Linked DNA regions of Homo sapiens: region 1 is linked to region 2. A link is a loop called in an ENCODE intact Hi-C map of the cell type or tissue named here. Cell type or tissue: IMR-90. All regions are shown on one strand. Links, peaks and the distances in the headings refer to the core of each region. The heading gives the core; the rest is flanking DNA. Region 1 has its middle 20 kb from the start of LINC00402. Region 2 overlaps KLF12 (KLF transcription factor 12).

The links. Peaks named below come from ENCODE experiments on the same cell type or tissue, not always from the same donor. Only the 100,000 strongest peaks of a DNase experiment are listed, where the experiment ranks them.
Region 1: a loop joins it to region 2, with 3 times the contacts of the local background. A loop is called at or near these places in 1 of 110 quality-filtered maps.

What each region holds. Positions count from the first base shown.
Region 1 is chr13:74,208,834-74,214,224 of GRCh38, reverse strand. It overlaps a transcript of KLF12 not described here. Among named protein-coding and RNA genes, the nearest start is that of LINC00402, 20 kb to the left of the region's middle. In IMR-90, for the core only: no CTCF peak of the experiment used is centred there; a DNase peak (open chromatin) is centred at 3,014; H3K4me3 peaks cover 234 bases; H3K27ac peaks cover 695 bases.
Region 2 is chr13:73,868,033-73,873,394 of GRCh38, reverse strand. The region is part of intron 3 of KLF12 (KLF transcription factor 12); the gene reads left to right. Among named protein-coding and RNA genes, the nearest start is that of LINC00393, 210 kb to the right of the region's middle. In IMR-90, for the core only: no CTCF peak of the experiment used is centred there; a DNase peak (open chromatin) is centred at 2,194; H3K4me3 peaks cover 1,187 bases; H3K27ac peaks cover 2,147 bases.

The DNA.
Region 1 (5,391 bases), core at 335-5,334, 340 kb before region 2:
ATCAGTTTTGTTTGATCATGGGGAAACTAAGATTCAAAAGTGTCTTATTGATCAGTTGGAAAGTTTGATATAATATTTGTGATATGTAAACCTAGGCAAATAAAAAATAAAAATCATAAGTAACTTTTGAAAAACAAAAATTGCACAAAATAGAAAATTTAACTATGCTACTTGACTCAGCTCTGAGCAACAATAACATAGTCATAGCAATATAAATAATGACCATGAATTCAACAAAACTAATGTAAAAACATTATATTAAAACAATAGGTAAAGAGGAAGTATGAGATGAGGTAAAAATGCTAAATCTTCATTTGATAAGAGAGAAATACATAGTAATTAAAATTGACAGTTAAAAAACAGCATTAGAAAATATAAGAAAGTAAATGCCCAAAGAAATAGCCAAGAGAGCTTGTGAAAGGGAACACAGGACTAGGATATTTGGGCTTCAAGGAGATATTTTTCAATACCAACCTTGTAAAGATTTTTTTTAGAGTTCGAACTATGTTAATATATTACTTGGGAAAGTGAAAAATAATATTTCAAATAGAATGAAAATTAAACTGGAAGGAAGGAAGGAAGGGAGGAAAGAAGGGAGGGAGGGAGGAAGAGAGGGAAGGGGGAGGGAAGGAGGGAGGGAGGAAAGGAGGGAAAGAGGAAGTTTTCATCCATGTATTTCATTCTAACTACCAGTTAAAGGAAATAATCTGTGTGGTCAATTCTATAGATGCCAAAAAAAATTGATACAATTCTATACCCATTGCTGATATAAATGAAATAAAGGAAAAAAGCCCAAAGCAAAAATAAACAAGAATTTCTCTTTATCTGTTAAAAAAGAGCTTCCTGAAGTCTACAGCAACCACTGTGCTATTAAAATGACAAACCAGATGAGAACAAGAATAGTTACTCTCAACACTAAAATTTAGTAATTACTTACAATCACAGCCAATACCACCGACTAGAAAAATAAAAAAAGTCAATGTCATGAACAATGACCACAGTATATTGTTAAGTGAAAAAAAAAGATGTTTTAGTACGTTCCCATTTATGTGTGTGTGTATACATACTACTAAAAAGTAATATAAGATAAAATTTAACACAGATCATCTCTGGGTAGAATTATGTATGACTTTTAGCTTTTATTTGCTGATATATGTGTGCAGTTTTCTACTGTTGCAGAATTTTTGAAAATTTCTACAATGTTCTACACGATTATTATATATTATACTTTTTATTAGTGCCACATTCATTCTAAGAAACTTTCTTATTTTTTTTACCTTTCTGAAAAACATGTCCTTATCAACCATCTTCTTCTCCATTCCTTCCATCTTTGTTAATAAACTTGAAACTGTAACTGAAAAAAAAGAATTTAAACACATAATTTATGTTTAAATTACCTCCATGTATTTTTCTGCGCTTCAGAGAAGAATTGATCCTGAGTAAAATGGTGAAATTGAAGAGATATTTCTTTAATAGCTCCCTGACTCCCTTTTTTGTCTCTTCCACTTCTATTTCAGTTTTCCTGAAATCAATTATGAATTGATTTTTGAGTGTAAGTTTGCGGTTGTTTACACTCATCAAGATAGTCAAATTTTAAATCTTTCATCCCATAGTTGGTGCTTCCCAAGGTTCTGATCTGGGCCCTACTTGATTTCATAAATACTTAATTGCTGTTAGACTGTCCTCCCATGACATCTGTGCGTGCCTCAGTTTTGGTAGCAAAGAACTCTTCTTAATGAAACTCCAATTAATGTACCTAAACTACAATTATATCATCCATTCCTTTTGTAAAATGCAATGGCTGATGCCCAAAGCATGCTAGACTCTCTCACCTTTTAGCTGTCCAGCATAATCAAGAGCTTCTCTTTCTGCCAGTTGACTTGTATGTGCACCGAAAAGTTGGCACCAAAAAGTTGGTAACATTTCTTCCCAAACCAGTTGTCCTTACTGTTTTAATGATATAATTAAATTATATTCTAAATGTGATTTTGAAAAGTGTGACAAGGGTTGTTTCTATGAAAATGCACGTGAATATTTTTAAAAACTGAATAAAGGTGAGTTGCTAAAAATAACACTGTTAAATTAAATGTTGGCAAGATAACTAAAACACTAGTTTATAAAACTAATACCAACCCAGTACAGTCTTCACTCATTACTTTGCAAGTTTCTTTGATTTTTCACTCCACTTTGAAAAATAAAAACATTAAACCATATGTCATGCATTATGTGGTATATGTAAAAAAAAGCAATGCATAATTATAAGCAGAAGATCTTTACCCAAAGAAAAGGCCTTGACTTATATCAAAAGATCAGTGAATGAGGTCACAATTTTATGTTTTAAATGTAAGTATGAAAAGGTATTTTTAAATTCCCTCCTATAACCAAATTTTATAATTGGGTTAATAAACCAACTTCTGGACCAAACTGCATTTGTTAAAAAATCTTCAACTGAACATCAAAATTATTCATTTACATATCTGCCTCTCCTACTGGAAAAGGAGTACAATCACTACATACAGGTCTTACTCTTTGTTCTCTAGAACCAACTAAATACCCTTAATAAATGTTTGCCTCCTAAAAACATTCAATGGCTCCTCATGGAAGAATAACATAATGTCAAATTCTTGATTTTTACATTCAAAATTTCCTGTGAATTTTTATTAAACTTCATAAATCCAAATTGAAGCCCGCGGGCAAATTGTTCTGCTTGATTTCCTTTAGCAAAAGATCAAAACTATTTATCTGCCTTTCCTCATGTGGTTCGTCCACTTAGAATGCTCTGTCACTCATTTCAACATCCTATCCAACCATAACCCTAATTCACACAGCCATTCAGGGAGGTCTAAAATGCTTTCCCTAACTCCTTACCCCGACCTGATGGTTGGCTATTTTCCTTTCTGGTATCGAAGCACAAGTCATGATAAGCCAGCTCACTCTGGAAAATCCTGGGACTGGCTGAAAACCCAAACAACAAACCAGCAAGGACCCAAGGGAACTGGTCTTACTCAGAGCTAAATGTAGAAATTCAGAGATGCCATTGAGCAGCTGAGACACAGCACTGGGCATGGTTATAAGTTGAGTAATGATTCAGACAAGAGTCAGCCCAAGACTTCCAAGCCCAGAGCACAGGAAAGGCAATAATAATGTGGGTGGAAGACTGCCATCATCCTTGAGTTGTGCTGTGAACTTACAGACTCCAATAAGATCTCAGAGACTCTCTGGGCTACAGGACTGTGCAACTGGTGTGATTCTCTCCTCCTTACCTCGGTTGGGCAGTGTTACAAGGCCAACTTGGGTGTGTAAAGAGCAAATGTGAAAGCCAGATTGAAATAGGCTACGAATGCCTGTGAGTTGGCAACCAGCCAGGATTAGGAGATAACATGGGTACTTAGCAAGATCCCAAGAGAACACTGGATCTGAGGCCTGGAGAACAATAGAAATAATTTATTACAGGAGTCCAAGAAACCAGCTGGCTCACCAGGTACCATGTCTGAAGTACTGACTTAATTTTAAACCATGAAAAATGGGGGATTTTCATGAAAGGGAAGCACTAAAGTTATAGATAATTCCTAATTTAGAAAATGCTCAGTAACTGGCTGGATCATAACTTTAGCAAAGGGTATGAATTCAACCAAATTTTATGACCTTAGAAGAGGCATAGATGGGGGAAATGACATCGTCTCACAGATTAAAAACAGTTTGACTGAGAAATTGGGCTAACATTTCATAGCATAGCTAACTAAAAGATTAATAAACCAGTGACTTAATGTAGATTTTTAAATACAGCAGGCTTTAGAATCTTTGGACAATTTTGATGGTAAGCAGTTGCAGGGCAAAAAGCATAATTTTACTGAGCTAAACAACTCAAGTGAAGCTTCTTCAGACTTGAGGTGATGAAAAAATTTTAAAATTTAAAAGAAGAGAAGCTTCTTCATTCACCATAATAATTTTTTAAAATCTGTTAGTTACCAAGTCACCATGTTTTAGGACCATATTTCTGGATTCCTAGAGAATGCCATTTACTATGACTTGATAAAAATCTAAGTCAACTGCTATTCAGATTCATTTGCTATTAACGAAGCACCTGGATCAACTCTTTCTAATCTCTTTGCAATGGTGTTTTGAGTTTTGCCAGGTATCTGTTTTATAATATTGTCACATCCCCAAAGTAATGATATAAAAAATAAATATTAACAAAATTCATACATATGCAGTATCTTCTTCCATGAAATACTACCTGACTTTGGGCATCTTTTAAGAGCTACAAACCAGTTTCACACATTTGGTCAAAGAATTGGAATAAATTAGGTGTCAACTTTATAGCCTGATTCTTATCTCTTTTCTTCTGGTTTCATTATATCTGTTTTTAGTATTAGTTGTGTAAAATCTTTTAAGATATAGAGAAGTACAACTAACAATATAGTTAATAATTATTGGGCACTTATGTGCAAGAACTTATTGTAGGCACTTCACATATATGATGTAATCTAACCCACACAAGATTATCTCAAGGATCTATCCTTACATTTGTTATTTTGTGAATGAACAACCTACAATCCTTTTACAATCATAGTCCTAAGATTGTCTAAGATCACACAGCTAGTAAGAGGTGGACCTGGGGTTTTTAGCCAAGTTCTCAAATTTTTTAACTATACATTTAATTGTCTGTGTGTGTGTGTGTGTGTGTGTGTGTGTGTGTGTGACTAAGATGTTATCTCCTTCATTCTTTTATACAAAAATTTTATTTTCTTCTTAGGAAATTTATTGAACATTTAGTGCATTGCTCAGTGTACAGAGTATTTAGTAGGAATCAGAAATGGCTAAAAATCAATCCCAGTGCTCAGAAGCTTATCGTAGATGGTAAATATTTTCCAATTAAAATGACAACTTTTTAAACGGGAAAAAAATGAAGAGAACTGGGTGTTTGGCCCTCAAAGTTAGCCTCGGACACTTAGATGTTGCAGGAAGGAAATTAAGTGGCTCTCACTGCACTTCACCGAGAGTAACTTAAACATTGTGAAGAATGGAATCCAATATCTATTGAATACAAATGGAGTTTGTGTCATTATCCTTGGCTATGGAACACGTTTTTAATATGCTTGTCTATGTGATAAGATTGTAAGTTCTTCAAGTGTCGAGACTTTTTTTTAATATTTCTGTAATGCCACAAAATCTAGTATACTGTTACGTCACTCAAGATCGGATTTAACTGAATTGAGATAAGATCTTTTATCTGTATTTAGTGCTCCCGTATGAAATACTTGGGAAATTTCTCATCTTTCTTCCACAGCACTTAAGCTGCTGCAAAGATAACCAAACAACAGTTTGTCCACAATTCCCATTCCCAACGCAAAATAAAGCTCTGCCCCTTCACTCTTTCTTAAAGAAGTG
Region 2 (5,362 bases), core at 1-5,000:
AAAATCAGTCTAGTGATGAAATGATTGAAATCTCAAGCCATATTTAAGAAAGCTTTGTCTCTTTTCAGTTGTCTGGCAGATGATATTCATGGTTCATTTCATGTTTATGGTTATTCACCCTTTTGTTTATTAAAAATAAAGGTTGAGTTTACTATAAGTGATTTCTCTGAATTCTTATTGAAGTCCTCATTTAATGGGAGCAGAGGGGAGAGCAAAACTGGTCAAATAGATCATCGATTATGTTGTTTATATATATATATAAAATAAAGATTCTTTCTTTAGGCTTTAAACCCATAAAAATGTGGAAGGTGAAATGGTCAATGCACTAACCAAATGATGTAACCGAGAAAGATGAGCAAATAGGAGAAAGAGAGGCACCTAACAGCACCAGCCTCATTTCACTCATTTATACCACAAATATTCCAGGTGTTTGGAAGATAGCAGTGGTCAAAATAAGGTCTCTGCTCTCACAAAGGTTCACTCATGTCTTCTGTGTCTGATACTTCTGGTTTGCACAGCTGAGCCTAAAGACTTCCACTCCTAAAAGCTTGGCTCTTTTTGAGAATATTCTTAAAATATGTCAGACAGTACTTTAGCCTTCCATTGCTTACCACTAACATACAACACGTATGAGCCTGTCTTAGCTAAGTGAGGTATTAAAAAATTTTAAGAGCAGATGGAGCAAGGACCGATCAGTTAGAATAGATTCTGGCACCAAAGAACTGGATTCTGCACTCATCAAGAGCTTGTGATTCATGATGACCAGTGGCTTCCTAGGTGCTCTCAGATTTACTCTCCTTCCTTCTCATTAGTGGAGTCTTACCCAAGTTCCCTGTTCTGTGTTGAGCAGTGGTCACAGTTTCCTGCTGGGTTTCTATCTCACTGTCTTCCCATTGCCAGTTCTCATGTGAGGGGTCACCCACCTTACATTCTGCCCTCAGATACGGCACTGAGGAGATTTAGTAATCCATATACTGTCTAACCATCTTTAAAATCCTGAGCATTCAAAATACTGAATGAAACTAATAGTTTTGATTTTTTTCATTCCTTTTAAAAATATATATTCATATTGAAAGGGATTTGAAAAACTAAAGGAAGAATTTTGGTCCCTAAATCAGCTTACCCAGGGTGAAAGTGGGTGGTGCTGACATGTAGGTGTGTAGATTAAATTCTGAAATATATTTGCAGTGCAAATGGCCAGACACACAGAAAAATCCAAACTAAAAATCAAATCATTGACCATGAACAGGATGTGTCAGAATCCCTTCCCTTTTATATGAGGCACAGGACCCAAGCACGTGGCCGTCTTCCATCCTCCAGGAAATAGCTTACAAGGAGAATTAGAAGTTTCTCTAGGAAATCCCGCTTTGATTCAAGCCTTAATATGATCACTTCCACGAACTCCACAAAAACAACATTCTAGTCTTTTCAGGCAAGTGGACCAATAAAAAATATAGAATTATTTTCTTATTCATTTGGCAAGATTTATTGAATGTCATTCGAAACTACAAGGAGCTCGCCGTCTTATAAGAGAGATATCTGCAGGCAGATAACTTTAATACAGCATGGGAAGTGGAAAAATTTGGATGGATAAAATGTATTATGGGATTCTGGAGGAAAGCTAACCAGCCTAGAGTGAGCATCAGGATGCGTCATGGAAGACAGGGAATGTCTGAACTGTGTCCTAAAGATGTGTTAGGAATTAGGAAATAGTTGGGTGTGAAGGAAAAGTGGTTGGGAGAAAATTGTGTTCAGAGATAGCGAATGTGTGAAGGGCCCAGAGGTGTCAGGAACATGGGGAAACTATGTACACTTTGGAGGCAAGTGGAGTGGGACTGGACTCCGTTTGTACTGTGTTCAGGAACTTAGAATGTGCATTCCTGGTGATGACTTATCCTGCATTTTCTCCCCGCTCAGTTTACATTCCTTTTTCTCTTTCATATTCTCTTTTCCAGTCTCTTAACAATTGTCAGTTAGTGTATGGTACAGGAAACACGAACCACTCTAAGTATTTCAGGAGAACAGGAATTTAGTATAGCGAATGCTCGCTTATTCATTGAAGAGAAGGAGGGATGGAAGTCAGGTCTGCCTCCCCATCATTGATTTCAGGACACGCCACCATAGCTGTGAAGCAGAGACAGAGAAGCTGCTGCTGCTGTTGCGAGTACTACAGCTGACACAACTGCCTCCCCCGCAGACTAGTAACTCGACTCTGCAACGTTGAATGTTGTTGCTGGCAACCAAACCAGCAAGATGACCTCCCTCTCATTTCCTCCTTCTGACTCTTAAATGAGAACATCTCACTGGCAGAATACAGAACCTTAATGTTGAGGAGCTTGATGCTTCAGGGAGATGATTAGAAAGCAGTGGCAATGGATGACAGGCAACAACTAATCAGTCATATCTCATACTTTGTACTTATTTATATGTTGCATAAGTAAAAATGTTAAATTTGATTCCTGCCCCCCACTGATCCCAGTTTCCCCAAAGAAACTATCTGGTGACCAGAAAAAAAGTCCAAGGAAGTCAACAAGGGATTAAAAAGAAATCTGGAGAGTAGAAGGCCCCTGGCTGGTCCAGAGAAGAAAGAAATATATTTGAAAGACAAAAGAGATGACAAGGCTTAGAGGGAAATCTTTATTGTAGCTAATTTGAGTTTGTTCTCAGTGATTATCCCTCCACCCCAATTTCCACTTTAACCTTCCGTTTCTCTTGACTTCAGCCTCATCAGGTCTCTGAAGGCAAATGTTCTAGCATTATGGATATCATAAAGCTGAATGACTGTCTAGGCGTGAGGACACAAGTATTGCTTTAAGAATGTATTTAAAACAGCCATGTAAACACACACACATGCACATCCGTCTGGCAGTTACCTTTAAGTACTTTTAAGATTTTTTTATCTCTATGTCAGAATAAATACCAAGGCATGGACTTCAAAGAAGGAAATGTTTGAAAAGTGCTAACCATAGAAACCAACCAAAGTTGTGTTGGCATGTATTTTTAAATGTTACTGTTAAAATCAGTTAGATACTGTGTACATTGCCCAAATCATATAAGTAAAATGTTATTGCAGCATAGTATATGGGCATCTGGTAAATCTTCAACTTGCTGACAGGTTTGGTTTTGTTGTGTTTGCCAAATGAGAAATGAAGCAATCAGGGAAAACTGACGCTGTGCTCTGATTATGTTCTGAATAAGAAGGAAGAACTGCTTGATGACGTCACAGTGATGGCAACCTGGGGAAAATGAGAATTTATATTGGAGCTTGTAAAAGTAAGAAAAGCAATGTTAGATATAGAATGGAGAGGTGAACCTTAGGAAAGCTGACTTACAATGCCTTAAATGGCAGAAAAGTTCTTTTAGTTCAACATAAATGAGAGATTCAAAGAATGTTCTAACTGGGTAATCGTACATCGTATAAACAAGCTAGACATGAAAACCATGTCGAGAAGGAATCAGCGTGGCTCTACTCAGAGCCTTCTGATTTTGAACTACAAGGACAAGTTAGCCAGGGCCACAGAACTGTTCAGTACTTGTTTTGTCAAAGGAGAAAGCAACCTCTTAACATTTAGAAAGGGAAACAAATTTACTTAAGAGGAAATTAAAGCCTTCAATAGAAGAGAAATTGATCAGAGACCATCTGATTTATCACTTTGTCATTGAGTCCATTTCTTCATTTAACAACTATTAAAGAGTAATTACAAGTTACCAGGAACTATGTTATATGCTGAGTATATTATATATACTCAGCATATAACTGTTATAGATATGGATATAGATATAATTTATCTATGTACTTGCAGAATAATTATAGAAAATCTAGGAGAAATCAAAGATAAGGGGACTGGGCCAGATATGTCTACAATTTTGAAAATGTAAAATTAAACCCTGAAAAATATATATTGCTATACTTGTTGGAATTTACAATGTATTATTAAATGCAATAGTTCAGGTAGGTAGGAAAATAATACTAACAATCATATAAACTTACATGTGTTTCCTGAGAAGAAATCACAACAAATGTATTTTTTAGTTTGTGGACATTGAAAAAGTACCATCAGTATAATTTGGCATGATTTTAGCAAGATATTTCTCTTTTTCTTATAGTTGTTTTTGATGAACAAAAGAGAAAACTTACTCTGAATAATGGTGCATCTATATAATAGCTTTATTCTTCACAAAATACATACATAATGTTTAATGAATTAAAGTTTACCTGCAGAAAGGTCTAAATTAAGGACTTTTTTGTTTCTGTAAGTTTTTTTAAAATTGTATAACACATGGAGAGATGTACAAATTATAAGTACAGTTTGCAAATTTTTCACAAAGTAAACACAGATATATGTAACTAACAATCAGATAAAGAAATAATAATTTATATGCCCATTGATGTCTCATCCTAGTCACTACCCATTTTCAAGAGTAATGATTATCCTTTAAAAAATATGACTTTAAAAAATATGGATTTGTTTTGCCAATTTGTAAATTTAGGCAGGTTTTGATAACAAGTATGCCAGCTTCATAAAACCATTCACTATGTGTTTCTTCTTTTTTTGTTCCGTGGAAGAGTTTGTGTCAGATTTGGGTGATTTATTTGATAAGTGTTTGAAACAATTCTTGAAGCAAACTTATTAAACAGTTCTGTTTTTTAGAATTTAAAAATTTATCGGAATAAACCTTTTTATAACAATCTTATTGTTTTTAGGCCAGGCGTAGTGGCTCACGCCTGTAATCCCAGCACTTTGGGAGGCCAAGGTGGGCAAATCATGAGGTCAGGAGTTCGAGAGACCAGCCTGGCCAATATGGTGAAACCCCATCTCTACTAAAAATACAAAAATTAGCTGGGCATGTTGTTGTGCACCTGTAGTCCCAGCTACTCGGGAGGCTGAGGCAGAAGAATCACTTGAACCCGGGAGGCGGAGGTTGTGGTGAGCTGAGATTGTGCCACTGGACTCCAGCCTGGGGGTGACAGTGAGACTCTGTCTCAAAAACAAAAAACAAACGAACAAAAATCTTAATATTTTTATAATGTCTGTAGGCTTTGTACTGAAATCACCCCCCCCCCCCACCGCCCCCGCCTTTTTTCTTTTGAGATGGAGTTTTGCTCTTGTTGCCCAGGCTGGAGTACCATCTCGGCTCACCGCAACCTGCACCTCCTGGGTTCAAGTGATTCTCCTGCCTCAGCCTCCCGAGTAGCTAGGATTACAGGCACATGCCACCATGCCCGGCTAATTTTATATTTTTAGTAGAGACGGGGTTTATCCATGTTGGTCAGGCTGGTCTTGAACTCCCGACCTCAGGCCTCCCAAAGTGCTGGGATTACAGGCATGAGCCACTACACCCAGCATTTTTTTTTTCTTTT